Linked DNA regions of Mus musculus: all the other regions are linked to region 1. A link is a loop called in an ENCODE intact Hi-C map of the cell type or tissue named here. Cell type or tissue: left cerebral cortex. All regions are shown on one strand. Each heading gives the region's core, and the rest is flanking DNA. Links, peaks and the distances in the headings are about the cores only. Region 1 holds the start of Prdx2 (peroxiredoxin 2). Region 2 holds the start of Get3 (guided entry of tail-anchored proteins factor 3, ATPase). Region 3 holds the start of Tnpo2 (transportin 2 (importin 3, karyopherin beta 2b)).

Region 1 (10,691 bases), core at 809-8,808:
GAATTCTTCACTGATACTTCCTCATGTAGATGAACTCACAAAGGCTGGTGCCCCACACCCTTCCTCAGCAGATCTTTGCCAAATGGCATCCCCTTTCCCTATTCTTCCCTTAGGCCTTTTGCTGTTCCCTTTTCACTGTCTCACAGTCCCTGTGACTTTAACTGTGCTAGTCATTCCAGCTGTGTTGGTTCTTACCACCTCAAGCTGACTGGCCAGTTTCTTTCTCTGCCTCCACCCTTCTAGCACTATGTTAATAGGTTGTTTATTAGACAGGCAGTGTTTAATATAATTATCAGATGACCAAGGAAGCTGCGGGGCAAGAAGTTGAGAACAAAAGGTAGTACGGTTGGGGCATGGCTGTAAATTTTCAATAAAGTGAAACGGAACAAAATAAAACAAAACAATAACTCACAGACGAGAAATCACACTCAGAGAAAAAGTGCCCAGTTCCTTGAGACCCAGCCTGCACTGAGCTGGGCAGGGATCTGAAGTCAGCCAGAGAGGGTCTGTTTGTAGGGCCTTGGCCAAGTGAGGCCTTCGGGGGTTGGGGTGGGGAGGACACCTTTTCATAGCGTAACTCCCGTCCACCTGCTAGTTTACCCTTTTGTCGCTGCAGCGTCAGCAGCTCCCAGGTATCACCTTCACCGTGCGGGCCAAAGTATTGGTAGTCTGGGTCGATCTGAGTAGGGGACACCAGACCTAGGAGCACTAGGGGAGTCAGCAACGGAGCCAAGTGGCTCCGGGCCATGCCCGGATTCCAACCGACCCCAACGCGCCCCGTGGCCGAGGCTCGCGAGGAGCCCACAGCACAGACAATCTTGGCGTCCGAAAGGGCACACCCCACCCAACCCTTGTGAAAGCGTGTGGACCGGGCCACGCGGCGCCTTCCCCTCACCCCCCCGGCAGCCGCAATGGATCCGACCGCGGCGCTGTCCCGCCCACCTCCCCGCGCACTGCCTGGTGTGGTTTGGGCCACGCATAAAAGGTTCTCCGGCCTAGGGCTCTCTCGGTTTTGAGATCTCTTTCCTGTCTCTACCCGTGTCTGGACGTCCGTGTGTCCGGCTCTTGCTCACGCAGGTATGAAAACCCAGAATGCACACGAATGGGAGGAGCCCCACTAGTGTGGTGCAGGCCTCATCACGACCTCTATGCTTGGAGGTCTTTGTTTTCCATGTTCAATGGTGGCCGCTTTGTCCTTGCCCGGGAAACCAAGGCCCGAGCCCTGGCTTGCAGGCTGGATCACCGAGCTCGGCAGTCCATCGCTCTTAGCTTAGCCGTCCTATTCTGGAACTAGGAGCTCACTTCCCCCTCCACCCGCACTCGGTCTGACTCCATAATTTGGGTAGCAGCGGTGACCCATCATTCGTTCCCTGTTTAGGGGGGCGGGTATTCAGAGGCCTTGCAGACTTTATACTGGGAGGGTGAATATGAGCGCTCCTTCCACCTCTCTCGGTTTTACTATCTAGACTTAGCACCAAAAGTGACCTTGGAAAGGCAAGACAAAGGATCTTCTAAGGCTCTAAAGACCAAGCTTGTGTGGGTCTCTGATTTCAGTCATGGCCTCCGGCAACGCGCAAATCGGAAAGTCGGCTCCTGACTTCACGGCCACAGCGGTGGTGGATGGTGCCTTCAAGGAAATCAAGCTTTCGGACTACAGAGGTGAGGCTGAGCGGAGTGGGAGCAGGTGGGGTCAGGGTCTACATGTGAAAGAAGTTAGCACTGACTTCCCTTCCGTTCTCCTCTTCCCTAGGGAAGTACGTGGTCCTCTTTTTCTACCCACTGGACTTCACTTTTGTTTGCCCCACGGAGATCATCGCTTTTAGCGACCATGCTGAGGACTTCCGAAAGCTAGGCTGCGAGGTGCTGGGAGTGTCTGTGGACTCTCAGTTCACCCACCTGGCGTGGTAAGGGGCTGCAGGAGGAGGGTTGCAGGGGTCTTGAGGTAGGTGGTGAAGTGGGAGGTGCAGAGAGGATGAAGGACCGCCCAAATTATAGGGACAAACTGTGTCTTCCCGTTTTTCATCTTATAAAGAATGGAAACAATGACACCCAAGCCCACACGAAGATGATAGTAATTAGCATTTGGCACCTTGTTGGAAGGTACCTGCCAAAGGAGTCTCAGTTCTCTGGAGACAGGCTGCCTTGCTGTATTTTGCTATTCTCAATAATGATGGGTTGTGCTCCATACCAGAGCTAGATGGTGATGGGAAGAATCCCCCTGTGTGCGCGCACACACAAGTCTTTCAGAACTAGAAGTCAATAATTCCAGGGCTCATTCTTGCAAGGCAAGTGCCCTGCCTCTGAGCTCCATGTCTGCTGTTGGCTAATCACTTTCATACGGGGTCTCTACTGCAAGTTGCTGGAGCCCACGGGCACAAGTGAAGCCATTTGAAGAGGATGCTTTATCTGGAGCCATTCTCCTCCCAGCTGCACTGCCATCCCACTGGGTGGGGTGGGTGGAGCACCCCGGCCTTGCTTTAAGTCCTTTATCTCCTGTCTCCAGCACTCCCACTCCAGCCCTTATCACTCTGGAGGCCCATGGGGGAGACTTCTACTATCCTGGGCATCCTAAGGCACCAACCATGTCTCTCTCACCTTCAGGATCAATACCCCACGGAAGGAGGGAGGCTTGGGCCCCCTGAATATCCCTCTGCTTGCTGACGTGACTAAAAGCTTGTCCCAGAATTACGGCGTGTTGAAAAATGATGAGGGCATTGCTTACAGGTACAGCAGGGACCTCAGCCCAGCTCCAGGAGCCCCCTCCTCAAAGCTAAAGGGACCACTGTGTCTGGTGGGGGTGTGTGTGGGAGTGTCCCCTTCCTGTTCTGGCAGCAGGTGGTCTCCCAGATCCTCACTGTGGGCCCTCATGTCTTCAGGGGTCTCTTTATCATCGATGCCAAGGGTGTCCTTCGCCAGATCACAGTCAATGACCTACCTGTGGGACGCTCTGTAGACGAGGCTCTCCGCCTAGTCCAGGCCTTTCAGTATACAGACGAGCATGGGGAAGGTGAGTATTCACAAATGGAAAGGCTGCCTCAGCTCTGCCCAGCATGAATGAATTGTCTGCTCCAGCATCTTTGTGGGATAAACATTAAAGTCCCATGCCAGGGCTGAAGAGATGGCTCAGCAGGTAAAAGCACTGGCTGCTCTTTCCGAGGACCGGGGCTGGATTCTTAGCATCTACATGGTGGCTCATAATCATCTATAATTCCAGTCTCGGGGAATCTGATGCTCTCTCCTGACCTCTTCCTGCACCAGGCGTGCACATGGTACACAGATAAACATGTATACAAGATGAACTGGAGAGTTGGCTCAGTGGTTAAGGGCACTTGTTCTTGCAAAAGAGCAAATTCTAGCCCTATCACCCAAGTCTATGCTCACCACATCCTGGGGTACCAAGCACACTCGGTGCACAGACACATAAAATAAAAAAAATAATAATAAAAGACAGGATCTTGGGCTGGCGAGATGGCTCAGAGGGTAAGAGCACTGACTGTTCTTCTAAAGGTCCTGAGTTCAAATCCCAGCAACCATATGGTAGCTCACAACCATCCGTAATGAGATCTGACACCCTCTTTTGGGGTGTCTGAAGACAGCTACAGTGTACTTATCTACTAATAATAAATAAACCTTAAAAAAAGAAACAGAAACCCAGGATCTTATGTCCTGATGGTAGAAGTGGTAGAATGAATAGGATATGGCATGGTGGCACACACCTTCAAAAGCAAAATATACATACATACATACAAATACATACTAATATATACATGCAAAACATATTAAAAAAATAGAGCCCCATATAGAATTCAGTTCTTTGCCTGCAGGGTGTGTCTAGGATGGGGCAGGGATTATTAGTACATGAAGGGGGAGAGTTGGGAGCTAGCAGAGCTCTACAGAAGGTATTTGAACTAGGAATGCTGGGTCATCCCAACACTTGGAAGACCGAGGAAGGAAGGCTGAGACAGGATTGAGCTAGCCTGTGATATAGAACGAGACCTTTTCTTAAATGATAACAACAAAGACAAAAAGAAAAAGAAAAGAAAACAGTGCATTAACAGGCTTATTCACAGATTTCAAGCTGGGAATTTGGCTTAGTTGGTGGAGTGATTGCCTGGTATTCACAAAGCCCTGAGTTCAGTCCCCAGGACAGCATAAAACTGGCCATGCTGGTGTATTCATGGAATGCCAGCACTTGGGATGCTAAGGAGCAAAGATCAGAGTTTAAGGGTTTAGTGAATTCAGCCTAAACTGTATGTGAGCCTACCTAAAAAAAAGTATTTGAGAAGTGTCCCAAGAGTTACTCCCATTTTTTTCACTCCCTCCACCATGTGTGTGTGTATAATTTTTTTTTTTTAAGGAAAGGGTCTCAATATATTCATGTTGGCCTGGAGCTAGCTATGTAAATCAAACTGGCCTTGAACTCAGAGAGATCTGCCTGCCTTTACCTCTCCAGTGCTGGGATTAAAGGCACAAGATGCCATCCCCCCCTCCTCCTTTAAAAAATTCTTTGTGTGAGTGTGTGTTAGTGATCAAAGCAAAGCCCCAAACACAACTACACACACTCAGTGAATACTCACTGAGCTATGCCTCCAGCCCAGTCACAGTACCTCAGCATGTGGAAGGGAAAGCTGACCATAGATGCAAAGGTTAGTAGAGTTAAGGCTAAGGGAGAGAGTGGATTGAAGGAGCGAGGCACTGTGACTCAGGCCTGTGACCTCAGCACTTAGGAGCAGGGGGTCACCAGGGTAGCTACAGAATGAGATTCCATTTTAAAATGAAAAGGGAAGATTTGGTGATACATGCCTATAGTTCCAGCATCCGGGCAGCAGAGGAAGGAAGATCAATGCATGCTTGAGGCCAACCTGATCGATACAGAGAAAATTGTAGGCCAGCCAGAGACCCATTCTTTAAAAAAGCAAAGAAAAAAGGGCTGAAGGACAAGTAGGTGTACAGTGCTTGTCTGTCTTGCACAAGATTAAGGCTTATATTTCAGTACTGCAGCATTTGGAGCTGGGCATGGTGATACTTATCAGTTAGGAGGCTGAAATAGGATCACCATGGGTTCAAGGCCAGCCTGGGCTACATAGTTAGATTTCCTCAACAACAACAAAACAAAGGACAGAAGAAACAAAATGATGGGACAGAAAAATGTCACTTCAAACTGGTCTGAACGGAGTCTTCTGTCCACATGCAACCTGTTTGGCTTTTAGCTCCCAGCCTTTTCTTGTGCTGCCTGTGCTCTCAAATGAACTGCTTGCCACTGCCCTTGGTGGTGGAGCTGAGCCTCACGTGTTCATCCTTGTGTGTTTTCTAGTCTGCCCTGCTGGCTGGAAGCCCGGCAGTGACACCATCAAGCCCAATGTGGATGACAGCAAGGAATACTTCTCCAAACACAACTGAGATGGGTAAACATGGGTGAGCCTGAAGCTTGGATTTCACCTGTGCCCCAACCTGGATGTCCTGTGCTGGCCCAGAAAATGCTAGATTTTCCTCCACTCTCTGAAGGGGCTGGAGTCTAGGCTGAGGTTTTCTCATTACCCACCTGGAATCTGGTGAATAGTGATCCTGCCCTGAGCACACCTAGCTGGGCCCAGGTCTATAGGAAACCAATAAAGTATTAGGGACAGTGTAAGTCTGTGTTGGTGTGTGTTTAGTAGTTTTAGTAGTTTACACTCTGGCTTGTGCAACTGACTCTGTAGTTATGCCTCTTCACCACAAGGTGGAGGCATTACCTCATTCACGCCATGGTCTGAGCATGGTGGGACACAGTGAGACCAAATAATTACTAGGCCTGGAGGGATTCTTTAAGAGCTCTTTATGTTTCTCCTGAAGATCCAGGTTCCATTCCTGGAGCTTACATAGTTGCTTACAACCCTCTTTAACGCCAGATCCAACACCTTCGTCTGATCCTCCAGCACCAGGCATGCACGTGAACATGGGCAGAACGTGCATAGACATGAAATAAATACTTCTGTAAAAAAAAAAAAATAGGGGTCGGCAGTTTACTTCTGGATTCTGGCTCTTAGACCAGTGTCCATATCTTACCATTAACTATATAAAATGATATGTAACAGCTGGATCTTCACTGGGTTTTTACATTGGATGGGAATAAAAACTAAAGTCAAATTGCCCTGTGAGTTCAAGTTTGCGAACCTCTAGGCTCTGACCCAATTTTTTGTCTGGTACTCTGGGCAGGAGAGTGAGACCGGTAGTGAGAGTGGCTGAGAACGGGTGCTGGTTAGGCTAGGAGGTGGATGTTTCACTGAGCTGTATGCACTTGGGTAGCTTTTCTTTCTGAGTTTCACTTTCATTTTACAAAACAAGGGTGATCTGGTCATTAGTTTTACTTTATGTTTTGACACAAGAGTCCCCACACTGTGACTCCTTCAGCCTCTGCTTATTCTGGGGTCCTGCTGTTGTTGATACCTTCTGAGTGTTGTTCATTCCCCTTGGAATTCTTTCCCCTCTTTTTATCCTCATGCTAGGGGTGGATAGAATCCATAGTCTCGTGAATGATTTGGAAGCCCTCTACCACAGAGCCCCCCACTGAGCTATCTCTTGGAACTTAATGTATTCTCAGAGCCTCTGGTTGGGCCTCCCTTGAGGTCATCCACCTTACTGTGGCTCATTCCATTTCAGGCACACTCTTAGGATTCTTCAGATGATCTTGCTTCTTTGGCTACAAGAACTATATCGAAGGGAGCACTCCTTTCCTCTGTCCCGAACCTACACTGGCAAATCTGTTGGAAAGCTGACAGTTCAGTCTGTAGATGAGCTCGCCTCCCTTATCCCAGAAGGCACTTTTTGAACATATATTCCTCTTCCTGGCTCTCATCACCATATTCAAACCATGTTTGCTTTCGTTATAACAACAAAAAAAGTGTGGTGTTTTGTGGGTGGGAGGGTGCAGTGCCTAAGGAAGCCAGAAGAGGGCATTGCATCCCCTGAAACTGAAGGGGGGTTGTGAGCTTTCTCAGGTGGGTTCAGGCGAAGCAGCATTCTTGTACGGTCTGGAAGACATACCCTTAACTGTTAAGCTATTTCTCCAGCTCTTTCTTTTTTTTCTAAGAGGTTGTGTGTGTGTGTGTGTGTGTGTGTGTGCGCGTGCGCTCTCAGGCATGTGAAGGTAAATGGTTTTTCCTCCTGGATCCAGGAATCAAACTTAGGTAACAGTGGCAAGCATCTAAGCATCTCTACCTGCCGAGCTATCTCGTCTCACTCACCCCCATCTACTTTCCTTTTTTCTGTCTGCACGGTGTCTGAGGGTTTTGTTTGTTTGAGGTCAGGTTATGTTTGTTTTGTTTTGAGAAAGGGCCTTACTATGTAGCCTAGACAGGCTTGAGGCCCGTTCCCTTCACTACTGAATTATTCCTCGGCTCCACCTGAGTGGTACGGTTTCCTTTGCGCTTGGATCTTCCAGCTTCAAGGGCACCCAGATCCCAACAGCAAGTAGCAGCTTTGAACCTCCCACCTCAGCTGCTGGAGCCGGGTTGTGGCGACGCCCAGCTGCCCAAACAACTGCCGGGACAGGACCAGACCTGGCAGTCGCCGGCTTCTGGCCTGGCACACGGGAGGGGGACACTGGCGGGCGGGCGCCGCCCTTCCTGGCAGGAGTTGCCCTGACGGCGTCTGCAACTACAGGAAGGCTGCAGTTACTCTCCGCCAGGGTCGGTCTAATGGAGGGGGCGTGGGCGCGGTGGGGCTCCGGCGCCGGTCTGTTGAAAGCCGCTCGGATGGCTCCCAGGGCTCATGAGAGCACGGCCCTCCCGCCGCGGGCGCCCTGGACCCGGGCCTGGGGCTTTCCGCGCCCAGAAAGCCGCCTGCTCGGGAAAATCCCGGCCCCCTTCCCGGCGCCGCGGCCCTGCCCGGCAGAGCGGGGGGGAGGGGATTCCCGGAATCTGCCCGGAGACCGCGCTGGCGTCACTGAGCTGAATAGGCCCATATATGGGCAGAGCTTCCGTAACGTCAGCGGGGAAAGCCCCGGCGCACTCTGCTGGGCGGGGTCATGCTTGCACATTCCGCGTTTTGTCCTGGGTAGCTTGTTCCCCGCCACTGCCCGCCTGCGCAGCGTCTGGTGCCAGGACTCAGGGGATAGGAGGTCTGGGCGTTTGTACTGAACCTTATGATACCTGAAAGGAGCGAGCTACAAACAGCACCGTGCTTGGGGTAGCCCAATCTTCTCCCTCCATCCGCCCAGCTTGGAAGAAAAAAGAGACCACAGAAATTAATAAAGACAATTTTTTTTTTACTTAAATAGATTCAATAAAAAGTCAAACACACACACACAAACACATCTTAAAATAGACTTTAGACACGAAGTGCGTGTTTCTTCTCCACAGTACTATGCAGAGGGGGAGGGCAGGGGGCGGAGGTCCCTCCCTAGTATCCCCGCAGGCTGAGTACCAAGCGGCGGGGCCAGCTCCGCCGCGACAGCCCCCTTCTCCCCTCCCTGTTAAATACACAAATATATTATATTCAATATGAATTCAGTCTCTTTGCAGAAAAAAAAAACATACAAAATACGCTGGAAGGGGGCCATGTAAACCTCGAGGTGGAAGGACTGGGCGCAGGCGGGCGGGCCGGAGTCCAGTGTGTGAGCTGCGCCCCAGGCCTTTTGGCGGGTGCCCATCGCCTGCCCCCCTCACCCCAGTGGGGGGCAGGCGCCCAGCCTTCAAGGCTGGGGGTGTCCGTATGGGGCAAGGGAGGCTCTCAGAAGGCGTGTCCCTTGACCCCTAGCAGCAACTGGCAGCCGTTGCTGACATGGGTCATGACCTTCTGCTTGAGCTGCGCCACTTGCTCCCGTAGGAGACCGGCAGCACTCGACAGCCCCGCGTTCTCAGCCTTGAGTGTCTTCACCTTGTCCTCCAGGCGCGCGATGCGCTCCAGCTTCCGCTTCCGGCACTTGGTGGCCGCCAGCCTGTTCCGCAGCCGCTTTCGCTCCACTTTGATGCGCTCCTGGTCTTCCATGTTGATGGGGGACACAGGCGGCGTGGCGTCGCGGCTGCGTGCCTCCGGTACGGTCTGCGGTTCCTCTTTAAAGGCGGAAGCGCCGCGACTCAAGCCCAGCTGTGCCGGGTGGCCGCCCGCAAAGGGTGGTGCATGTGGGAGGTAGCTGATGGTGGCCGTCGGGTATGAGCTCCCAGTCCCGACGGCGGTCCCGGAGCCTCCAGAGGGTGCAGAGGCTGGGGAGTAACTGCTGAGGTTGGTGTAGACGGGAGGCGGCTCCGGACCAGCATAGACGCCCCCTGGGCCGGCCTGGGGACCCCCGCTGGCGCCCAGGGACACGTTGGGGGGCGTCACGTGGTTCATCTTGTGCAGGTCGTCCAGGGCTTTGACAAAACCGTCCGCAAAGCCCTCCTGCTCCTCGGTGACGCCGCCCCCTGTACCTCCACCGCTGCCACCCCCACGGGGGTAAAAGTACTGTCCCGGAGGCGTGGGCGTCGTCGTGATCACGCCGTTGCTGTTGGGGACGATCAAGCGCTCCAGTTCCGTGGAGGCTAGCTTCAGAGATGCGCCTGTGTCTGATCCCTGACCCGAAAAGTAGCTGCCTGCCCCACTGCCCTCCGGGCCTGGACCCCGCGCCCCAGGACCCTTGAGACCCCGATAGGGATCCGCCAGGTTGAGCGCCAAGGTGGGTTTCAGGAGTTTGTAGTCGTGTAGAGACAGGCTGCCAGGGCTCCGACCGTATCCCGCCGCTGCGTAAGAGTCGTCGTGATAGAAAGGCTGTTCCATTTTCGTGCACATCCGGGCGGCCTGGGCGATCTGGGAAAGGTCCCCCTGAAGGGCCGCCCCGGGCCTCGCTGCGGCGAGCGGCGAGCTGTCCTCGGCTGTGGCAGGACCCGGTGTCCGGTCGCGCGTCCTCGGGAGCTGGAGACGGTCAGCAGCGGCCAGTTGGCAGCTGTGCGTAAAGGCGCTGCTGGGCTTCCGGAGATTTTCTCTCCCTCCGTGGTGCGCCTGCTTTCTCGGCGTCGCTTCCCTCAGTTCCCCGCTCCCAGCAGGATCCTACGCTGGCCTGGCCACCCTCAAAGTCCCCAGTGCTCGGCCCCAGCCCCAAGCTTTTATACTGAATTTGTCAGCTGCGGAAGTGCACTCCGATTGGCCGACGCGGGAGCCAGGCCCCCGCGGCCCCCTCCTAGAGCGTGGGGAAGGGGAGGAGGCGGCTCGCGTCACTGTCAGGAAGCGCGTGTCCTTGTAAACAGCGGCCACGAGCCGGGTGGCTCTGCGCGGCTGCAGGGGGAGGGGCTGTGGAGACAGAGACACACAAGCAAAGGGATGTTGAGGGGCCGAGGCACATAGGGGCTAGAACTGCGGGAGTACAGCCAGGTGCTTATGAGATACACTGCAAGTGGAGATTGGATACCTTAGGATATCCCCGGAAAAGTCTCGTGGGACCCAGGGTAGCTGTGGCTTGTGAACTGACAATACAGTAGAAGACCCCAGAAAACAGAGAAGATACAAAACAGGGGCAATTGTTAACATTTGGCCTAGGAATTAACCAGAGGTCCCGGGTACAAAGTGCTTAAAGAACTGGAATTGTCAGTTGGGAGGAAAGGGCCAAGACACAACAGGGCTCAGGTACCTATTGTACAAGAAATGAGTAGGGGCTCTAGAGTCCATAGATGAGTCTGAGGGTTTCCCCATAAGTGGAAAAGGGAAGGAATTTTGGGGAGGTCAATTTAGATATTCAGAAC
Region 2 (10,691 bases), core at 1,915-9,914, 52 kb after region 1:
CAATCAAGTAAGAAATTGCAAACTTGGACTAGGGGAGGCCCCAAAGACAAGTTGAAACCCAAACCCACTGCAGGAATTTGCAAAGGCAACCCAAAATTTGCTTTCCCGATAAACAACCACGGCTAGCTCCATCCACTTTCAGATTATGCCTCTAATGTGGGTCACCTCTGAATGAGATTCTTTAATTTTTAAAACAAGACGATATGTAGCTGAGCCTAGCTGTCCTCACCCTCCTGGTGCTGCGATTACAGGTAGGTGTTCCACCAGGCTCGCTGGCCAGTTATTCTGTAGGTTACCTTGACCCTTGTTTTCTCTCCCTGCCCATCTGCTCTCCCTCTTGAGTAGTGTTCTCTATTTTGAGGGGTGGGGAGCAGGGTTGCAGGTGGAACCAAGGGCTTTATACAGGTCAGGCTAGTGCTCCTTCACATTATACTCCTAACCACTCACTGGGAGATTATAAGCAGGTGCTCTACCACTGAGCAATTCCCAAGCCCCTTAATGGTAACTACCTTCTAGCCGGGCATTAGACCCTGTGACCCCAGTCTCTGATTAGTTTTAATAAGAGCTCTACTACTGAGCTCCAGCTCCAGCCTCAGGCTGCTCACAGCTCTAGTTCTTCTTCTTCACTGCTGTAGGCAGTCTCCTCCATTCTGCTTATCCACAGCTGTCTGGTATTGATGTTTTGGGGACAAAACCAGACTCCAACAGTCATACCTGCCACCAACTCCTAATGACAGGTCCTCAATGGATGCTTGAAAGACACACTATCCCTACTCTGACAAGTGTCTGTATCTCATTCCTCCTCAAATATCTCCAGTCTCATTCACCGTGGAAGTCCCAGCCTTTGCATGAAGGAGAAGCCTCTGGCTGGGCCTGGCGGCACAGGCTTCTAACTCCAACAATTAAGCAGAAGGACAGGAAGGTTGCAAAGTGAGTTCAAAGTGGGCTGTAAACTTAAGTGAGACTAAAACCAACAAATCAAATCCACAGATTAAAAATGCAATGAGCCAGGCCGGATGGCAGCGTCACCCCCATTGCTTGGGAGGCAAAGACAGGCAAATCTCTATGAATTTGAGGTCAGCCTGGTTTACAGAGAGAGTTCCAGGACAGCCAGGGCTAAACAGAGAGACACTGTCTTGAAAAAACCAAAACCAAACCAAAAACCTGTACCAAGCCAGTAAGATGGTTCAGCAAGTAACGAAACTCAATCCATGACAGAGCTGAGTTCCATTCTGGAGCCCAGGGAAGAAGAGAGGCAGCAGGCAGCCACACACACACAGGAATAACAGGGAACAAAGGGCTGAGAGTCCAGTGGCGAATCTGGCATTGGATGCCCCAGGCCCTGCCTTCAATCCCTACTCCTGGAAAATAGGTTGAGGAAAAAGATGGGGGTGTAACATCTCATCTGCCTCAGGAAACACCCCTAGTTCTACATACTTCCTTCTGATTTCCACCCTTGGCAGAGTCTAAGTCCCGGCTCTGTGTGCTTGGCAGGGCTCAACCTTCAAGAACTATCCCCCACCACCTCTCCCCACTGCAATCAAATATGCCCTACCACCACCTTTAGAAGCCCTTCTAAAGGCAGGGGTGGAGCTGTGCTCCTGCAGACTCAGCTGCTCTAGAGGCTGAGGCAGGAGAAGCATCTGTACTCAGGGGCTAGTCTGGGCTAGCCTGGGCAGCACAGAACAGTTGCTCTGTTCCAGCAACTCCACTTCCCTGCTGCGGGTTCCCATTCTCAGCTTCCATCACCACAGTTACCATTTCCCTCATTAAAACCAAGCTGTCACAGGCACTGGAGGGATGGCTCAGTGGTTAAGAGTGTGGGCTGCTGTTCCAGAGGACCCAGGTTCAATTCCTGGCACCCACATGGAGGCTCACTACTATCTATAACTCTAGTCCCAGGGGATTCAACACCCTCTTCTGGCTTCTGAGGGCACTGCATGCACATAGCACACAAACACACAGGTAGCCATAACAACTACGTGCATAAAAATATTAATCAAAACGATGCGATTTTTGTCAGGCACCAGGACACATAGCTGTCACACCAGCACTTTAGAGGAGGATCAGGCGTTCACGGTCATCCTTGACAACATATCAAGGTTTAGCCCATGCTAAACCGCATGAGACTCTGTCTCAAAAACCAGCCAGCTAGCCAGCCAACCAACCAAAACCAAACCAAACCAACCAAACAACCTAGAATAACGTGAACTGGAGAGACACCTCAGAAGCTCACCAGTCAGGAACATTTGCTGCATTGCAGGGAAATGAGGTTTGATTTCTAGCACCCACATCAGGCACATCACAATGAGTTCCAGGGCACACAGCAATTGTTCGTTCTAGAGCACCTGAAGTCAAGAACCCACGTAAAGGTGTAGGTGGTAACAGGATTCTGTAATCCCCGTGCGGCTAGGGTAAGATAGGTGGAGAAGCCCTGGAAGCTCTCAGGCCACCTAGCCTAGTGTACACAGCAGTAAACAACAGACCATCTCACACGAGGAGGAAGAGCCAGTACCAACAATGTTCTGAGCATGTCTTGACTTTCACAGTGACACATTGGCATGAGCGTGTGTGTACACTAAAGTACACACCGCACGCACGCACACACACACACACACACACACCCACCCACGCACACCCCCCCCCCACACTCACAGAGAGAACCTGGAGATCTCACTACTTTACTTCCAAAATATACTGTAAATCTACTCACCCCCCTCCCCATTCTTTCCTTTTATGAGACTACCGTGTCATGATCTGGGAACATCCACACATCCTTCTCGTTACTCTTCCCAACTTCATCCTCGATTTGCAGTCCAATTTCCATACGACTGTCAGACATGTGGCTATTTATTATTTATTTATTTATTGGTTTTTCGAGACAGGGTTTCTCTGTGTAGCCCTGGCGGTCCTGGAACTCTGTAGACCAGGCTGGCCTTGAACTCAGAAATCTGCCTGCCTCTGCCTCCCAAGTGCTGGGATTAAAGGCGGGCACCACCACCGCCCGGCGTGGCTTTAAAAAAAAAAAAAATCTTTAGAAACAGAATTTCTCTGTGTACCCTTGGTGGTGCTGGAACTCGGTCTTAAACTCTGAGATCGTCCTGCCTCTGTCTCCCAAGTGCTGGGATTAAAGGTGTGTGCCGCTACTCCTGGCTGATTTACTATTATTGTTTTTAAAGACAGGGTCTTACTATGTAGCCCTGATAGCCTCAAATTTACAGTAACCGGCCTTCCTCTGCCTCTCTAGTGCAGGGATTAAAGGTGTGTGCCACCCTGCCCAGCCCTTTTCAAACTCGAGAGCTGGGAATGCAGGTTGTCACTGTGTAACATGCGGGATGCCCTGGCCTTCACCTCAAGCAGCATCAGCAACAGCAGCAACAGCAGTAGCACCACCACTAACAACACAATAACAGCAACCAAAACACGAACATGGAGCTAGAGAGATGGCTCAGCAGTTAAGAGTGTGTGCTGATCTTCCAGAGGATCCTCATTCATTCCCAGTACCCACCTAGGGGTGGGGGTTCACAAGTGTCTTCAAACTTAAAGCTCAAGGGGGCCCTGGTATCGCTGGTCCCTGCACACGTAACTAAAAATAAACTAAATCTTTAAAAGAGTAACTGTGCATATTAAAAATCTTCTATCACACGTAGACACCAAGCCAAACTGCTTGCCCAGCCAGCAGAGCCCCACAGTGTGCATCTCTGGTTGGGCCTCCTTCTTGTTTGCTCTGTTCCAGTTTATCGCCTTTCTCCCCGCTCCTCAAAGGTTTCCTTCCCACAAGCCTCTCTGGGTGTATGTTGGGGGTGTGACGCCTAGAGATGAGTATGTAGACTATGATTGGCCTGGTGGCTGCTGGTAGGTACGTCCTCAAAAGGCCTTATGGTTGGGGCCGGAGAGATGGCTTGGTGTTCAGAGTACTGGCTGCTCTTGTAGTGGATCTGGGCTGGATTCCCAGCACCCAGATGGTGGCTCACAGCCATCTGTAAGTCCAGTCCCAGGGGATCTGATGCCCTCATCTGGCCTCCATGGGTACCAAGAATGCACTCTGGGTAAAACACCTGTCACTAAAACAAGATCTGCCTTATGGGGACCTCAGGCAGAGCTGAGGCCAGCTTTACTTACCATAGCAAAGAGGTTGTCATAGCCTTTGACCTTGGTAGGCACCTTGGAGAACTTCTGGTCAAAAGCATCTGAGATGTTGTGAGCTGGGTCTGTGGAAATGATCAGAACACTCTCACGTCCCTTCGACAGCTGGACTGCCAGGCTGCAGCTGCGAAAAAGAAACGTGAGAAGATGAGGAGTGAGGAGTCAGTTTTGGTAGTGGTGTTTGTAGCAGGATCTGCAAGGTCAGGCCACAGAAACCTGGATCTGCAAGGACCTTATGACCAATGTATAGGTCCCAGTGAGATCAAGCCTTACTTAATCCTTGAAGAAATCACCACCTGACTTCGATTCCGATAGGACTGGTGTGCAATATTCAGCTGACTGATAGGATCTTTTTGAATGCCTGTTTCTGCTTTTTTTTCCCCTCCCTTTTTGGCACTCAGTGGCACAAACCAGCTGTCCAGCAGGCAGAATGCTTTCCCTCCCTCCCTCTACTTGTTCAGGACAATGTACTTCACCTCTCAACGAACCGAGGCACCATAATCACGTGCCCTTTCCACTCCGTTTTACTTCTTCCCTCTCTGGCATCAAATAGAAGTCTGTTATACTAAGACAGCTTGCCTTAGTGTCGCTCCCTCTACTCTGAACTCCCTGGGGGAGGGTGGGGGGGGTACTGTCCGGCGGGCTGCGGGATTTACGTGTTCCTCTGCACATCCCACACGCTGAATTCACAAGACCCAAAGAGAGATGATCCAACCCAGGATGCTAGGCTTGCATTCAGGAGGTATCTTCAGCAGGCTGCAGTAATTTCCAGAGAGAAACAACCCCGTAGAGCCATGCTCAGTTCGCTTTGCCCCGCTCGGGAAGAGAAAGCCGGTCCCTGTCCTCCCTTTGGTCCAGTGGTACATCCCACCCGTCCTCTGGGCCCCGCTAGAGTCTCCTTACCTGCAGGTGGTCTTACCAACGCCACCCTTGCCCCCGACGAAGATCCACTTAAGGCTACGCTGCTCGATGATATTGCTAAGCGTGGGTTCCAGCGGCTCCACATCAGGTGCATCCTCGAACTCTTCTGCTTCAACCCCCCACCCGGCCACCCCCGCCGCCATCTTGGACCCGGCTCACGTGATTAATCGGGGCGCACCACGTGCTAAATACGTACAGGGGAAATGAGTCTGCCACAGCCCTGTACAGGCTGGAAGTCTGACTTATTTTACTCCTGCATTGACATTTGGAGATAATGAGCGCTATCTTTTCACCATTTTATGAGTCAAGGGCTCACCTTTGTGAACTTTTGTCTGTAGTTTTCTAAGGATTCCCCTGTCTCGCGGACATATTGGTATGACCCAGACTACTGCTCTTCACTGATTGGGCCCTGAGTCTTGCGGCACTCTTTTCATTGGATGAATCTTGTCTTACTTCCACTAGTCACGCTCAAGTCCCTGCAGGCGTCAACCTCTCCTTAGCAACCAGGCAAACATCCTGGCCAAGCTTTTTGCGTGAAGTTAGAGCAGAGGTAGCTCTTGATTCCATAGGCTCAGTTTCCTGATTATCATTTCCCCCTTACTTTCTGTGTTGGACCTCAACATCTCTTCCGGTCCTCCAGTTACCCAGTTGGTTGTGAGCCACATGGTTTCTGTCGCAAACCAATTACGAACGAACTGGTTATTTGGCTGAGGGTCGATTAAAAGACTCCATTTGCTGCAGAGTATGCAGACTTTCCCCCTGTGTTCCCGGAACTCCCATGTTGGGCAGGAATGATTCCTGCAACAAGTCGTCCTTGTAGAAAGAACTTTAATTTCTGAAACTCTTATTGCGCTTGGCACTCTGCTTTCTCTCTGGGTGTGCTCCAAGTTCAGCAAATGCAATTTTAATCGAGTCCCTGTCCTTGGGAAAGAATACAAGGGTCCTTAGTCCCTTCATGCAGTACGCAGCTCAAAACATTAAGTCTTAGGTTCTCAGCCTGGAAATACGTTCGGCTTCATTTTAGTGCTCCAGCCTCTTTAAATACTAATCTCAGGCAGTGTCTAGCTGCACGCAGCCAGCGGTTTTCTTTCTTTCTTTCTTTCTTTTTGGTTTTTCGAGACAGGGTTTCTTTGTGTAGCCCTGGCTGTCCTGGAACTCACTTTGTAGACCAGGCTGGCCTCGAACTCAGAAATCCGCCTGCCTCTGCCTCCTGAGTGCTGGGATTAAAGGCGTGCGCCACCACGCCCCGCTGCCAGCGGTATTTTTATTTCAAGCTAAGAGATTAACTTCAGAGACAGATGTCAAACCTGGAGATGCTTCCATTCTAATAGGAGGTATCAAGTTAGATATGCTTTGTAGACCTAGTTAGGGGCCACACAAGTTCCCAAGGGACAATTGAAAACACAGGCTCCAAACAAGATCCGTTCAGTTACAGAGTTCTGGTGGCTGCCTGGGATTGTTCTCTTAGCCCTTACAGGGGGCCTGGGTCCCAAACGATGGTCCCATTCTCGGGGAGCTTCTGGCTGCTTAGCTAACTCGTATCTAGCAGGATTAGGGAACCGAGGACCAGAAGGAAAGGGACCGGCTTCTGGGCTCCATCGCCTGGTGGCCAGGTCAGAACCCTTTGGCCCCACCTAAGCTCCGCCCACTCTGCGTTGGCTTCTGGGTTCCGACCTCTCTTCCCAGCATGCATTGCTCCAGACGAAGCCAGTCCCGCGCCAAGCGCGCGGTCTGAGAGCCTTTCCCGACGTCCTTTGCACGGCATCTGGCCACAAAATGGCTGCCCGAGGGAGACGGGCGGAGCCTCCGGGTCGGGAGGCGCCCGGCCCGGCGGGCAGCGGCAGGAGCCGATGGGCTGAGTCGGGACCGGGAACGTCACCCGAGAGTGGGGACGACGAGGTGTCGGGCTCGAGTCCGGTGTCCAGCGGTGTGAACTTGTTTGCCAACGATGGCAGCTTCCTGGAGCTGTTCAAGCGGAAGATGGAGGAGGAGCAGCGGCAGCGGCAGGAGGAGCCACCCCCGGGCCCGCAGCGACCCGATCCACCGGCCTCCGCCGCGGCGGGCCCAGGGAATCCGAAGAGGAAGGGCGGCCCAGGCCCCACGCTCAGCTTCGTAAGGAGCCGCGGGGGTGGGGGCGGGCGCCGGGGCCCGCGTTGGCTGGGGGAGTCGGGCCCGGGAAGGGGCGTCATGGTCCAAGGCAGTCCTCCGCCCGGCTGCCTGGACGGTCCCGGTCGCTTGCTGAGAATCTCGAGCCTGGATTCCGGACCAGAGGTGTTTCTGGGCGGGAATGGGAATCCTTAGATCTCATTCGTGGGACCTGAGAACCGGGAAATTGCATTGGAAGCAGCGCTCTGGGGTTAGGGGGCCCTAGATGCTAGGATTCCCGTTTGATTTGTACCCAGACTTTGAATAGTGAGGCCCACATATAATGTGGGGGAAAAAGAGGAGACACATTTAAATCCCGAGTCTGCTGTAATCGTTAGACTCGACTCGGACCACGGACCGTAGCCGGGCGTGGTGGTACACGCCTTGTATTACAAGCACTCCGGATGCAAGAAGAGGAGAATTCGAAAAAGTGAGACCTTGTCCCAACTAAACAAAACCAACCAACCAATAACAAAAAGCAAATCACCGACTTTGTGGCCTTAGCAAGATCAATCGATTCCTTTCTTTATTATTTAACTAATGTCCATTTATTTAGCACCTTATCTTGTGCTGAGTATTTATTGGTGGTGTCTTTGACAGAAAAGAACGTTGTTTGTTTGGAGTGTGGGTGGCCTATCCTGATTTTCTGTAGTTCTAATAATTGAGATTTTGATGTATTTCATGAAGTGGTCCTAGGAAAGTCAGAACAGACTCTTAAAGAACAAGACCAGTGGTTCTCTACTGGGAGCAAGTCTCTTCATCCTCATGTATTTGGTAAAGTCTGTAGACATTTTGGTTGTCAAACTCTTAAGAGGAGATGCTAGTGACATCTATAGGTAGATAGCAGGGATGCTCTTCTGTATCCTATAACGCAAGGGATAACAAAGAATGATCTAGCTGAAAATGTCAAGTGTCATGTTGAGGAGCCTCGGGTTAAATAAGTTGGACATATACTCTGTTAGTTTTGAGCTTGCTTTGTCTCTGATGTTGAGACCTTGTAGTGGGGAGGAAGAAATGTTGGTTTGAGAATAACAGACTGTGGGTCAAATCTTGGATCCAGTTCTGTGGTTTGGGGTAAGGCTTAAGTTTGTTTAGGTCTTAAAAGGGGGTGTGTGTGAGCCTCCAAAGTGGCACATACATGGAATCCTAGCACTGTGGTGCTTGAGGCAGGAGGATTGCAGAGTCTGAACAAAGGTTACATTGTTTCTAAAAACAACACAGTGTGTGTGTGTGTGTGTGTGTGTGTGTGTGTGTGTGTGTGTGTGTGTCCAGTAGTGTGTGCCTGTAGTATCAGCTACTCAGGAGCTGAGAAAGGATCTGACGTGAAAGGATCTGACGTCCAGAATGAGTTCAGAGCCAGCCTGAGCAACTTAGTGAGACCCCGTCTCAGAAACGAGATCTGGGGATTTAACTCAGCAGAAGATCGCTTTGAATGCATGGGATCCTAGATTCCACCTGCAGTATTGCACAAAAGCGATTGTGGGAATAGTCCAGCAGTCACTGCCTAGTTAAAGGGTAAGAACAGGATAATCTCTTGAAGGCCCCCAGTTAAAGGGAGAACATGGGGCCAGGGTGAAAACCCAGAGCCAGACTGTTCTTAGAGGAAGTGGAAAGTAACAGGGCCTGGGTTGATGTGACAGTCCAGGAATAGGAGCAACAGTGGTGTCACTGCCTCTTTGACTTATTCCTGAGTAGCCATTGTCATTATATTCCTAAAAACGCCAGGCCAGCTCAGGGTAGGAGAATGAGGGATGCTTTGTGGTTCAGGGTGCTCCCGCTGGCCTTGCACATCTGATCCTGAGTCTGTTGTTGGCAGCCTGTCCTATTTCTCCCAGAAACTTGTCTTTATTTCTAAAAGGAGATAGTTATTACCTTCAAATAGCATAACTGTGAATATGAGAGGAGATACCACGGTCACAGCGCTCTGTGTGGTCTGTAGGGCTCAATAGATAGTGAAGCTCAATAAAGGAAGCTGTGTGGTCCCTGACAGGACAGTGTGAGGCCTGGCAGAAAGAGTGAGGACAGAGCCAGTTCCCAGCAAGGTCAGCACTCCTCTGCCCCCCCTGGGAGGGTAGCCTGGGGCCCAGGACTGCCTGGGCATGGCAGCCCAGGGCAGGTGCTGAGTCGAGTGTGCTCCTCTCTGATTGCTGCGCAGGTCGGCCGGCTGGAGGAGCTGGGCGAGGCGTCGCTAGGAAGGTGTAGTGGGCCTCAGCACCGCCAAGGGCGGGCCCGGCTCCTGTAACCCTTGCAGTCTTCTGTCCCTTCACCCAGGTGGGCAAGCGCAGAGGCGGGAACAAACTAGCCCTCAAGACGGGAATAGTAGCCAAGAAGCAGAAGACGGAGGATGAGGTGAGTGGGCTGCCCAGGCTGCCACCCTAACTGCCTTTTCCTTGCAGACCCAGTGCCCAGTGGTCAGGCTTTGGATGGGTGGGCCTTGGAGGGTGGGAGGTTCCCCAGATAACCTGCTTCTGCTTATTCTTTCCTCAAATCCAGGGCCTTTAAGTGACACTGGGGATGGGTCAGCTGTCTCATGGTGTTCCTGACTTTTGTCCCCAGCTTGTTGGGCATCTGTCTTCCAACCATTCCTTCCCTCCTCCGACCCCACAGGTATTAACAAGTAAAGGTGACGCATGGGCCAAGTACATGGCAGAAGTGAAAAAGTACAAAGCCCACCAGTGCGGGGATGATGATAAAACTCGGCCCCTGGTGAAATGACTCCCTCCCGGGTGCTCACTACCTGGGACTCTCTGCGATGTACATAATATTTAATGCGGTTCCGGCAGCAGCCTTCTCTGGAGGACTGATACACAGAAGGAAACGAAGGCGCTTGCTGTGGCCGCAGACCGTTCTCCAGGACTCTTTTTTTACCTTGAGCACTTGCCTCCTCAGACTTTTAGACCAGTGGTTTACTGTGCCCTTTCTTCCCATCACCTTGCTCTCTCTGGCTCTGTCTCTTCTTGCTGTCTCTCTCCTTTTAGCAGTCACTTCTGAGAAGTAAAGAACCTGACTTAGTGCTGGAGTTTGTGCTTGGTTTATCTTCTTTGCGATCTCCAAGCTAAGCCTTTCCCCACTGGTGCATACCACATCTGCCCGAGCTGGGGTGGACCCATTGTGGAAAGGGAAGGGGAAGGTTCTGTAGGCAGGGGCACATGCTGCCTGTCTCAAGACATCCTTAGTAACTGTGACTATTGAAGTCTGGTCTTGTTTTTAGTTTTGTTTTGAGACAGGGACTTATGTACAGAGTTCTCTCCTGCCTCAGCAGCATGCCTTCCAAGTCTCCTCACAGCATCAGTTTAGCTGTGACTCAGGTTAGTCTGGGTTGAGTGTGTTTGCCTAGAGCACGTGGCGCTCGCTGGTCAATCTCTAGCACTTCACCTTTTTTGCAGTACACTAATCTTAGCTTTTGGCCATTATGGAGCTGTTATTTATTCCCCAGATTCTGAACAACTACTTACTATATGTCAAAGATGTCCTGGTTT
Region 3 (10,691 bases), core at 271-8,270, 62 kb after region 1:
CATTGGGCATGTTGACTGGTGCCTGTGATCTCTGCTATGAGGTGGAGGCAGGTGGATCAGGATTGGGGTAACTTGTTTGATGTAGATTTTTTCTCCAAAACCACATATAAAAAATTAAGTTGGTCAGTGTTGATCACTTGAGAAGATAACATTTGCTTCAGATCTCAAAGATAGTAGGGCAGTGAGTGACACACTCCTCAAGTGCTCCAGGCAGAGGGAACGGCAGGGAGATAGAAAGATCCTTAGCATTTCCTAATGCAGGACGCTTGTAATGGGTAGAGGATAGGGAAGGAAACACAAGCTAATGGAGTCAACTGTTGCTGCCTTGGAAGCCAGTACCAGTTGGATCTTAAGCACACATAGACACACAAGTAGGTCACAACTAGAGCAGCTTGGCCTCTATTTTAGAGTGTGTCAGTAAGCAGGGCAAGCTGAAATCCAGGCCCCTCCCTTCACAGAGACTAACCAGGTATAACCCAGGAATAGTGAAAGGAACTATACACGGGAGGGTGAGTCAGCTATGGCTTCTGCCTCCTGTGCCTGTTAGTTGAATAGTCCCCTTAAGTCGCTTAGCCTTTTTAAAAAGTAAGGTTTTTCATTTATCTCTATCTGCTATATGTGTGCAGATGCTGTGTGTGTATGAGTGTGAGTTGATTCCCTGGAGCTAGTTGTCAAGCCACTGGACAAGAGCTGGGAACTGAACTCTGGTCTTATGGAAGAACATTAAGTACTCTCAACCACTGAGCCATCTCTCTGATCCATTTCTCAACTGTTTTTTATGGTTTAGGTCTTTTGTCTACTTATTTTTGGGCTTTTGAGATGGATTTTCTCTGTGTAGCCCTGGCTGTTCTAGAACTTACTATGTAGATAGGTTGGCCTTCAATTTACAGAGATCATCAGCCTCTGCCTCTCAAAAGCTGAGATTAATGGTGTATGTCAGCACACTGGGCTTACTTTTAGCCATTTTTAATGCTAGGGAAGCATCGTCTAAATTCAAGGTGAGCCAGGGCTTACACTGTAGCTCAGTGATGCAGGGTCTTTGCCTGGCATTGGAGATGTTCCCCATATGATCTTCAGTACTGCAAAAAACAAGACGTTTGACTGTAACCCTGTGAGTAAAACTGCTTTCATTGGTTTCCTGAGAGTAGTTAGCGTTTGTTTACAACTATGTTCTACAGTTCTGGAGATGGAGCCTATTTTCTAGTGTGTGCTGGCAAGTACACTAACCTTGACCTACATTTTGGAGGCCTTGTTTAAAAATTAGACTGGAGCTGGAGAGGCAGCTCACTGGTTTTCGAGTACTTGCTGTTCTTGTAGAGGACCTGGGTTTGGTTCCCCTGGAGCTGTTAATAGGTAGGTTTCTTGTTGCCTGATATAGAAGTCTGATAGATTAGGTCTTTTGCAAGAGCAGTACATGAGATGTCTTTCCAGCCCTTGTATCATGTTTTTTTAAGTTACATATTTGTGTGTGTGTGTGTATGCATGTTGCACACATATCTGCTGTGGCATGTGGAGGTCACAAGACTTGCCTCAAGTCAGTTCTCTTCCACCTTGTTGGATGGAACTCAGGTTGTTTGGCTTGGTGCCTGCTGCCTTAATCTGTTGAGCCATCTTTCCAACCTTCCCTGGACACTCCCTCTGAATAGCTGAGATGGAATGCAAGTTCTCATGCATGTTGGGCGGCTACTAGACACCATGAGTTACACATTTTAAACCAAAAGTGTTTGTGATAGATACTCAGGCAGAGAGACTATTGTAAATTAAGCGTTTATGTTCTCCCATCAGATTTGAAGTTGGGCATGAGTTGAATGCTTTTAGTTGACATCAAGTAAATGTATAGGGTCACTGTGAGAATTGCATAGGAAAAAACTGGAAACTTCATGGCAGGGAATATACAAGGAGGGAAGGGAGAACCCAGCATAGTGGTCTGAGGTAGGTGGATAGTTTTAAGAACCAAGGAGTGTACCTGGAGGGATCCATGGCCCCAGATACAAATGTAGCAGAGGATGGATGGCCTTGCTGAACAGCAACAGGAGGGAGGCTCTTGGTCAGGGGAGGTTTGATGCCCCAGTGAGTGAGTGGGTGGGTGGGGGGTTAGTGGCAGGGTAACCAGGAAGTGGGATAACATTTGAGATTTAAGTGAATGGAATGATTAATTAAAAAAAAAAGACTAACATGGGCAGTACAGGAAGACACTTCATCAAAACAAAAACAAGCAGGGAAACTTCTGATTCAAAGTCTTACAGAGAAAGGAAAGACTACTAAACTCTGTAGCAGTCACACCTAGTATGTATGCCCTCAGGGGGCTAATGAAGGCAGGAAGACTACAAGGTTGAGGAGGCCAGCCTGGGTTATGGAGGTAGACCTTGCCTCAGAAAAATCAATCCCTGTCTTAGCATTCTGTCTAAGCTCCACCCCACAGTTACCTGGCAATAGCCAGGTAGGCTGACCCACTTTAAAAGGAGCTGCTCAGCCCCTCCTCCCTCTTGTTCTTCCCTTCTAGAGCCTGCTCTGTCCCCTCCCCCCTTCTCCCTCCTTCCCTCACTCTCCATGTGCTCATGGCTGGCCTCTCTTCTCTGCCTTTACTACTATCTTGACTCCCCTCCCCATGCCCGGAATAAAAACTCTATTCTATACTATACCCTCATGTGGCTGGTCCCTCAGGGGGAATGGATGCCTCAGCATGGGCCCACTGAGACATCCCCTTCTCCCATACCTCACTACCCCTCCATAGAACATATCTCCTTACTCTTTATCTTTTTACAAACACATCACCTAAGGCCCACATAGCGAGAATCAGCTCTGCAAGTTGCCACTCAAAGCATTTGAATTCAAACACCTTTTTAAAAAAATTATTGTCTGCATTTCATAACTTACATAGCCTCTACCTGGAGTCAAAGCCCTCCCTTGATTAAAAAACAATAAACCACGCCCCCCCCCAAGAAAAAAGCCAAACAGAAACTACTGTGAACCTTCCGACTCTCCAATCTCCAGTTTAACAGCCAACTTGCAAGAACCCGGACCAGCCCATCTTCACGAATAAAAACTTGAGTTTTAGCTGGGCGTAGTGGCGCACGCCTTTAATCCCAGCACTCGGGAGGCAGAGGCAGGCGGATTTCTGAGTTCGAGGCCAGCCTGGTCTACAAAGTGAGTTCCAGGACAGCCAGGGCTACACAGAGAAACCCTGTCTCGAACCCCCCCCCCCCCCCGCCCCAAATTGAGATTTAGATACAGGGCATCTTGGGATTTGTAGTTTCAAGCCTCACCGGAGCGTGAGAAGTAGTGTGAGAAAGCTCTGCGCATGCGTAGGGTGGCTATCCACACGTGTCGTTAAAGGGTTTCTGTTTATATTGAGTCGCTAGTCCGTTGCGGAAGTTTCCCTTGATTTTCTCAACAGAGGCTTGCAATATTTCAATTCTTGCTTTTTCATGACTGAAGGTTGCTGGGACTGATCGTGCCAATGGGGAGTGGGCTAAGTTGTTTTCAAGTTGAGGCATTCCCATAGACCTGTCCCTCACCTGAAGGTCAAAACAAAGAAACCACAGCAAAACCTATCAAAGGCCTCGGTAGTACTTTGGGATTCGAATCATGGTTACTTTAGTAAATATTGGTTTAAGCAGGGCGAGAAGAAAACGAACCTGCAGTCAACTGGGGAGCTGTGCTTAGAGCTACATTTTCAAATAATTTATGATTTGAATCATTATTGCTCAATAAGCTTAAGGTCAGGTAAGCATAATTTGGATGGATCATCTCTAACGGAGCAAATTATGCTATATCCACTGAGATAGAGGTGCGGCTGAAGAGTGAATCCCTTATCGGCGGTAGGACTAGGAGGGGATGGAGACGGGAAGGGGGTAGAAGAAAGCACCAGGGTCTCCAATTCTATAATGGTGTACGGCTGAAAAGGAAAAACTACTGAATTCAAACGGCAGAAGCATTCATGACCTGGCTCTTGCCTAAATTGCTCTGGGCAATCCTCATCTCACTTTTAAGGTAGGTTAAGGGATTAGGTCTTCTGATCGAATTTAGCTGCCTTGTTTTATTTTAGAAGTTATTGCCAGGGGCTGAATAAGATGACTCAGCGATTAAGTGCACTTGTTGCTTTGCTACAGGACCCTGGTTTTGAGTGCCAGCAATCGTATATGGCAGCTCACAACTGTCTTGTAGCTCTAGTTCCAGGAGATTCAACACCTGACTGTCTCGTCAGAAACGTGATGCAGACATAAATGCAGGCAAAACAAACATAAATCCGGTGGCGCATGCCTTGAATCCCAGCACTTGGGAGGCAGAGGCTGGCGGATTCTCAGTTCGAGGACAGCCTGGACTACAGATTGAGTTCCAGGACAGCCAGAGCTACACAGAGAAACCCTGTCACGAAAAACAGAACAAAAAATGGCCACGTGTTATTTTTCAGTCCCATGTAAAAAGTGTTTAAACAGCATTGAACAATAACAGGACAGTTGCTCTAGTAAAATCCAGCACCGCCAGCTGCCTGCCCTGCTCTTTACGTCGGTGTAGTGCTGTTTAGGGGAGCGAAAGAGAAAGTTACATTTTAACCCCCTCCCCCAGTTTCTCTGTGTAGCCTTGGCTGTCCTGGAACCAGTTCCATAGATCAGGGAGTGCTGGGGTTAAAGGGGTGCGCCGCCACTGCCCGGCTTCATTTTAACTTATTTTTGATCAAAGGGTTTTGTGATGTAGCTTTCCTGGCACCAGAGGGGTCTACTGTTGCCTTATTCCCTATCCCTGCCCTCCCTCCCTCCCAATCCAGTTCTGAGGCACGCCGGACTGCGGAACAGTTTAAATTTTAGGGAGTTGTAGTAAGGACACGGTTAGCTGTAGTTGAAGGATTCCTAGGTCCATTACACACCGAAAACACCCATGCACTACTAAATTTCTAGCTCCAGCAAAATCTGCAACTCAGTGGGGCTGGGGCCAGTTAAGAGTACTGTGGGCTCTCGTAGAGGACCCAGGTTTGATTTCAGCATCCACATGGCTCACCACCACCAGCTTCACAGGCATCCAATGCAATCTTCTGATCCCCACGGCACTGCGCGCACATGGTTCAGACAAAAATACCAATATACGTTAAAGAAGAAAGAAGAAAGCTGCAGTAAGGAAAAGGAAACGAGACGCTGGGAGGACCTAATGGCAAGAGAGGCCTAGAGGCGGTACTTATTCTCTCACGTGACTCAACTTGGCCAGGGCCACTCTGTGCCAGATCACGTGTGAGTGCTTCGCTCTCCGATTGGCTTTGGTAGGCCAGTTTGAACGGCGTACGGAAGCCGAAATTGTTCATTTCGGCCGCGTTTAATTTTTTTTTTTTTTTTTTTTTTTTAATTCCCTGCCTCTGGCTCCCTCCTTCCGCGCGAGCCTCTGGAGAAGCTGCAGCACTTAGGCGCCGCCGCTGCCTCCCGGGGCCTGGTAGGTGGGCCTCGCTCGGCCGGGGCCCCTTGGCTTCAGCTCGCCTCGAACCTCCCTGGGTTCTGGGCCTGCGCCGCGCGCCGCCCAGGCGTCGGGGTCGCGCCCGGCTGAGAGGCGGGGTACCGGGTTGGGCCAGCTCTCGAGGCCGGCAGAACGGGCCGGGCGGGGGAGGGGGAGCTGATCTGATCTCAAGGGGTGGGGCCTCGGCGCCCGGGCAGGTTCGGGTGCCACGAGATGCGGGCCAGTGGGGCGGCTGGGGTCGGGCTGGAGGGGCGCTGATTGGGGGAATCGTCGGGGGACGTCGCGTGGATCGGGTGTGTGTGGGGATCTGTTTCGGCGGGGCTTGGTTGGGTCTGATTCGGGGGAGACAGCCTTGAAAGTTGAGAGGGGAAGGTTGTTTAGTCCTAATAGGGAGGGGCGTCAGACTTGAGACCAGAGGGCTTTGCTGAGTCTGGCTGCGAGGCGGTGGTGGGATCCGTTGAGGGTAGCGCACCGGGCGGGTGTTTGTGCGGGACTCTGTAAGGGAAGCTGCAGGGATTGGACGGATGGGGTCTCCGACGTGAAGTGATCGGGGGTGAGGGGGTGGGAGGGGGCTTAGGGGAATTTGATTGGGGGAGCTGCCAGAGGTCCGTCAGCATTAATTCCTGCTGACTGGGGCGGAGGGTAAGAGCTAGAGAAGCTTGGCCAGATCTGATTGGGGGCAGGCAGCGGGCATTGGGGGCTTTGGTCGTGGGTTGGGTGATTCTGACTGGCTCTCATTCAAAGAGACATTGGAAACCTATCGGGTATTGCTTGTATTCTGGTTAAGGAGGGTCACAGGGCCGCGTCTAGGTCAGAAAGGGGGCCATGTGGCGTCTACTGAGCTTGTAGAGCCGGTTTAGAAGAGGGAGCAGGGATGAGCAAGATCTGGGCGCTTAGGGACCTAGAGGAGCTCAGAAATCTAGGAGGCGGCTGGCATCTAGTGGAGCTGGAAGGCTGGATTTTGGGGAAGGGAATCCTCGTGGACTGAGCCTTCACCTGAAAGACCGCTGGGGCGGGGCCCCTCGCCCTGGAGGGAGGCGGAAGCCGTGAGGCCCGTAACCGGGGGCGGCGGTGGCGTGGATCGCTTTGGAAAGAGGGTTCCTCGTTAGGCTCGATGTGGATCCGTCGCGCCCCCGCCGCTGGTCCTGATGGCCCGCTTTTATATTCCCCCCACTCGCACTCCCGAGCCCGCGACTGCGTGGCCGAGGATGGCTTAGCTGGCGGGGACCCCGCACTTGGACAGGCGCGGATTGGAGGCCTCCGCTTCTCGGCGGAGAGCGCTTGCGTCTGCATGCAGCCGCCTCTGCCTCGGGGACTCAACTTGGGTCTCACACAGAACTCCAGCGACCCAGCGCTGATCCAGGCTCCTACCCCTGCAGTTCGCCTTGCGCCATGGACTGGCAGCCAGACGAGCAGGGCCTGCAGCAGGTCTTGCAGCTTCTCAAAGACTCGCAGTCGCCCAACACAGCTACTCAGCGCATTGTGCAGGATGTATCCTTCTTTCCTTCCGGGGCTCACGGAACAGTGCCGATGTCTGCACCTCGTGAAGGCCAGAGAGGGAGGGACTACTTCTTGATTCCCAGACTTTTTCTGCTGAGAGAGAACATGAATTAAAGGTTTAGGTCTTTGGTTCCATTTCTGGAGTGGAGAAAATGATGGGCATGTCTGATGTTCACTGAGTACTTAATCCTGTAACTGTTGAGTGTTGGTAACTTTCCTTTAACAGACGGGAACCTGGAGGCTTAAACAGGGAAAATGCCTCAGCAAGGACCCAGGGTTAAGAAGTCCAGCCATCGCAGATTTTAGTGGTATGCCTTGTCAGAATGAGGGTAGATAGGTAGGGACGTTGGAGTTGCAACATGAGTGTTTTTGAAGTTGAAAACTTTTTTCCTAAGAGCTCTTTATATCATATACATATATATGTAGATAGATATAGATTAGTTTTGTTATTAATTTGATACACCTATGAAGAGGGGCCTTCAGTTGAAAAATTATCTCAATCAGATTGGCCTGTGGGCATGGCTGTGGGAAATTTTCTTGATAATAATTGATGCTGGTCTGTATAAGAAAGGTTGGTGGATGTGAGTCGGGGAAGGAACCAGTAAGCAGCTTTATGCAGAGGTTTCTTCTTCAGTTATATTCCTGGAGTTCCTACCTTGGGACTTCCCAATGATGAGCTAAAACAAACCCTTAGTGTTTTATCACAGCAACAGAGAAGCAAATTAGAGTAAGATCAGAATTTTAAATGATATATGGTCATGACAGCATCCACCTTTAATCACAGCGTTCAGGAGGCAGAAGCTAGTGAATCTCGGAGTTTAGGAGTAACCTGGTCTTATGAAAACTTTCTCAAATAAAAAAATTGAATGTTTGAAGCAGTATCAAATTTCACTTGAAAATGGGACTAGTCCATCACCTTTTCCTGCAGGGCTGAGACTGGAACATACAAGCCTAGAGCATGCTAGCCACTTGCTTTATTCTTGAGCTGCACCCCAAAGTCCTGCTCCTGAAACTCAGCCATTCACTTGTGTTTTCTCTCTCTCTCTCTCTCTCTCTCTCTCTCTCTCTCTCTCTCTCTTTCTTTCTTTCTCTCTTTGAGACAGGGTTTCTGTCCTGGAACTCACTTTGTAGACCAGGCTGGCCTTGAACTCAGAAATCCTCCTGCCTCTGCCTCCCAAGTGCTGGGATTAAAGGCGTGTGCCACCATGCCCAGCTTTAGTTTTCTCTTAATGGCACTGGAGACTCAGTGGTCTGGTCTCACACATGCTAGATGCATATTTTACCACTTGAGACCCCTTGGCTGGTTTTTCTTGTTCTTTTCTTTTTCTTTTTCTTTCTTTCTTTTTTTTAGTCATGGTCTTTTAATATAACAGATTAGTTTAGAACTAAATATGTAGCCAGGTTCTCCCTAAACTAAGAGTGATCTTCCTGCCTCAGCTTCCCTGGGGCTAGGGTTTTAGGCATGCACCACACTCAAATAGCCTTCCATTCTGCTTGAGAAAAGCAGGCATCACTGGAATGCCAAGATCAGAAGTGAGTAGCAGCTGCCAGTTTAAGAGAAGCCTAGCCCTCTCCTGTCCTGGTAAGGATATAAGGGTCATGCAGGAGTTCAGACATGTGCCCTAGTTCCTGTGTGGACTTGATCCTCCTGAGAAGGCCCTGTGGTGCTGAGGTTAGAAATTGAATTGATGAGTATTATCTGAGGAGTTGGCTGCCTAATTGATTTGGTCACTAGCATTCTGAGCAATGTGGCACTGGGAGAATATTGCCTAAGAAAGGCTCTTGCCTCTCAAGTTCTTTGGTTTGTTTGTTTCTTTGTTTCTTTGCTTGTTTTGTTTTGAGAGAAGGTCTTGGGTTAATGCTGGCCTGGAGTTCCAAGATCTTGCCTCAGTCTCCCTCAGTGTTGGGATCACAAGCATGCCCCAATATACCTGGCTTTCCAAGTTCCTTAACAGCCTGGCAGAAACTTAAACAACTCAACCAGTTTCCTGACTTTAACAACTACCTGATCTTTGTCCTGACCAGACTCAAATCAGAAGGTATGTTCTCTGTCCCTCCAGGCCACACAGATCTTGCTTCTCCCTTAGTCTTCTGACCTTAGCACTTTTCCTACAGATGAGCCAACCCGCTCTCTGAGTGGCCTCATCCTCAAGAACAATGTGAAGGCGCATTACCAGAGCTTCCCGCCTCCTGTGGCTGACTTCATCAAACAGGAGTGTCTCAACAACATTGGCGATGCCTCCTCTCTCATCAGAGCCACCATCGGTGAGGGGGCTGTGGGGGTCATCATCAAGGACACACTAAGGGCTTGCACTGGGCCAAGAAGCTATTCAACGTGTTCAGGGTATTGCTTACTGAATGCTCCAGCACCCTCTGATAGCACTCTTACTACTGCCATCTGACTGGAGAGGAAACTGAGGCACAGAGATGATAAAGGGACTTGCCTGGCAAGTAACAGCTTGGAAACAAGCCAGGCAGTGCAGGTCAGTCTTTTTTTTTTCCCCTTTTTTTTCTTTTTGAGAAAAGGTAGCCCAGACTGGCCTCAAACTTTGCACTCTTCTGCCTCAGCCTCCTGAGTACAGTGTCCAGAGTCTCAAACGACGAGCCTGATGCTCAGCAGTTAGAGTACCTGTTTCTACTGTCCATACGGAGTCATTAGTGATGCCCCTCAAACTATTCATACACAGTGGGAGTTAGTTAATGGAGGCAGGCGCCTTGCTGAAGAGATACCCAAGGACATTGCAGCAGTGCTGCTAAGGTTTACTTAAGGACGTTCTTCTTGAAGACTTTACACTAAAAGTATTAATAGGTGATTTCTTAGCAACATTTGAGTCTGAAGATTAGAGGACAACATTGGAGAGTCAGTTCTTACCTCCCACCTTGTCAAGATGGTTTCAGGTTTTTGCTGTACAATGTGTTATTCCGGGCTCATTGGCACAGTAGCTTCCTGTCCTTTCTTCTCCGAGTAGACGTGATGGATTATAGGTGCACACCACTGCATCCAGCCCATGTGGGTTCTGGGGAGCAAGTCTGGGCCAGCAGGCTTGGTGGTGGGTGGTTTTACCTGCTGAGTCATCTTCCCAGCTCCAGAGTTTTTAAGCCATTGTTTTTCTTGAAATCTGTCAACTAAAAAAGTGGTTTTGTTTTTTTACTTATTTGTTTGTGCTATGTGTGTGGAGATTAGAGGACACTTGGTTGTTGTTTTTCTCCTTTTATGTGGGGTATAGTGTTGGAACTCAGGCCATGGTGGGTGGGAGCAAGTGCCTTTAACCACTAAGCCATCTTGCTGGCCTCTCTGTAGACTGTTTAAAAGAAAAGACAGGAAAGAAAGCCTTAAAAATAAATACAAGGCTAGGTGTGGTAGCACATGTTTGTGATTTCAGCACTTAAGAGTTTGAGGCCAGCCTGGTCTAAATAGTTCCAGACTAGCCCTAGGTGAGATCCTATCTCAATCAATCAATCAATCAATCAATCAATCAATAGGCATGGTGGTCCATGCCTTTAATTTCAGTATTTGGGGGGTGGTAGCAGGTGAATCTCTTGAGTTCATGCAACACTGAGGTGCATAGTGAATTCCAGCCCTGTCAAGATTACAAAGTGAGCCTCCCTCTATGACCTAACAAACTATGTAATGAAGACAGAAAAATACTCCTGAATTAGAGCTAGATGTTTGGGCCTGTTGGGTTAAACCAAATATTCAGGGTGGGGGGGGGAGATTGAGTCTATATATATTTAGATTTCTTTCCTTA

Evidence for each region. Hi-C counts contacts between places; a loop is a spot of excess contacts. Peaks named below come from ENCODE experiments on the same cell type or tissue, not always from the same donor. Only the 100,000 strongest peaks of a DNase experiment are listed, where the experiment ranks them.
Region 2: it touches region 1 in a loop (3-fold over the local background); 14 of 42 quality-filtered maps call a loop at or near these places.
Region 3: a loop joins it to region 1, with 2.2 times the contacts of the local background. A loop is called at or near these places in 14 of 42 quality-filtered maps.

The regions. Positions count from the first base shown.
Region 1 is chr8:84,968,686-84,979,376 of GRCm38, forward strand. It overlaps Prdx2 (peroxiredoxin 2), which reads left to right and starts at 937. Exons shown (of 6, transcript NM_011563.6): 1 at 937-1,077; 2 at 1,555-1,659; 3 at 1,751-1,904; 4 at 2,602-2,724; 5 at 2,877-3,007; 6 at 5,315-6,126. The coding sequence starts at 1,557. The coding sequence ends at 5,400. It overlaps Junb (jun B proto-oncogene), which reads right to left and starts at 10,063. Exons shown (of 1, transcript NM_008416.3): 1 at 8,224-10,063. The coding sequence starts at 9,744. The coding sequence ends at 8,710. It also overlaps a transcript of Rnaseh2a not described here. In left cerebral cortex, for the core only: CTCF peaks have their summits at 5,717 (motif pointing right), 6,913 (motif pointing right) and 8,015; DNase peaks (open chromatin) are centred at 1,026, 1,274, 5,325, 5,748 and 3 more places; H3K4me3 peaks cover 3,356 bases; H3K27ac peaks cover 2,995 bases.
Region 2 is chr8:85,020,056-85,030,746 of GRCm38, forward strand. It overlaps Get3 (guided entry of tail-anchored proteins factor 3, ATPase), which reads right to left and starts at 5,232. Exons shown (of 7, transcript NM_019652.2): 1 at 5,050-5,232; 2 at 4,123-4,270. The coding sequence starts at 5,210. It overlaps Trir (telomerase RNA component interacting RNase), which reads left to right and starts at 6,778. Exons shown (of 3, transcript NM_026760.3): 1 at 6,778-7,179; 2 at 9,484-9,561; 3 at 9,820-10,236. The coding sequence starts at 6,844. The coding sequence ends at 9,927. In left cerebral cortex, for the core only: CTCF peaks have their summits at 1,920 (motif pointing left), 6,695 and 8,052; DNase peaks (open chromatin) are centred at 5,511 and 6,779; H3K4me3 peaks cover 4,144 bases; H3K27ac peaks cover 3,402 bases.
Region 3 is chr8:85,031,557-85,042,247 of GRCm38, forward strand. It overlaps Tnpo2 (transportin 2 (importin 3, karyopherin beta 2b)), which reads left to right and starts at 5,337. Exons shown (of 25, transcript NM_001364032.1): 1 at 5,337-5,421; 2 at 6,779-6,933; 3 at 8,906-8,981; 4 at 9,058-9,207. The coding sequence starts at 6,835. In left cerebral cortex, for the core only: no CTCF peak of the experiment used is centred there; DNase peaks (open chromatin) are centred at 3,309, 4,343, 5,211, 5,536 and 1 more place; H3K4me3 peaks cover 4,197 bases; H3K27ac peaks cover 3,177 bases.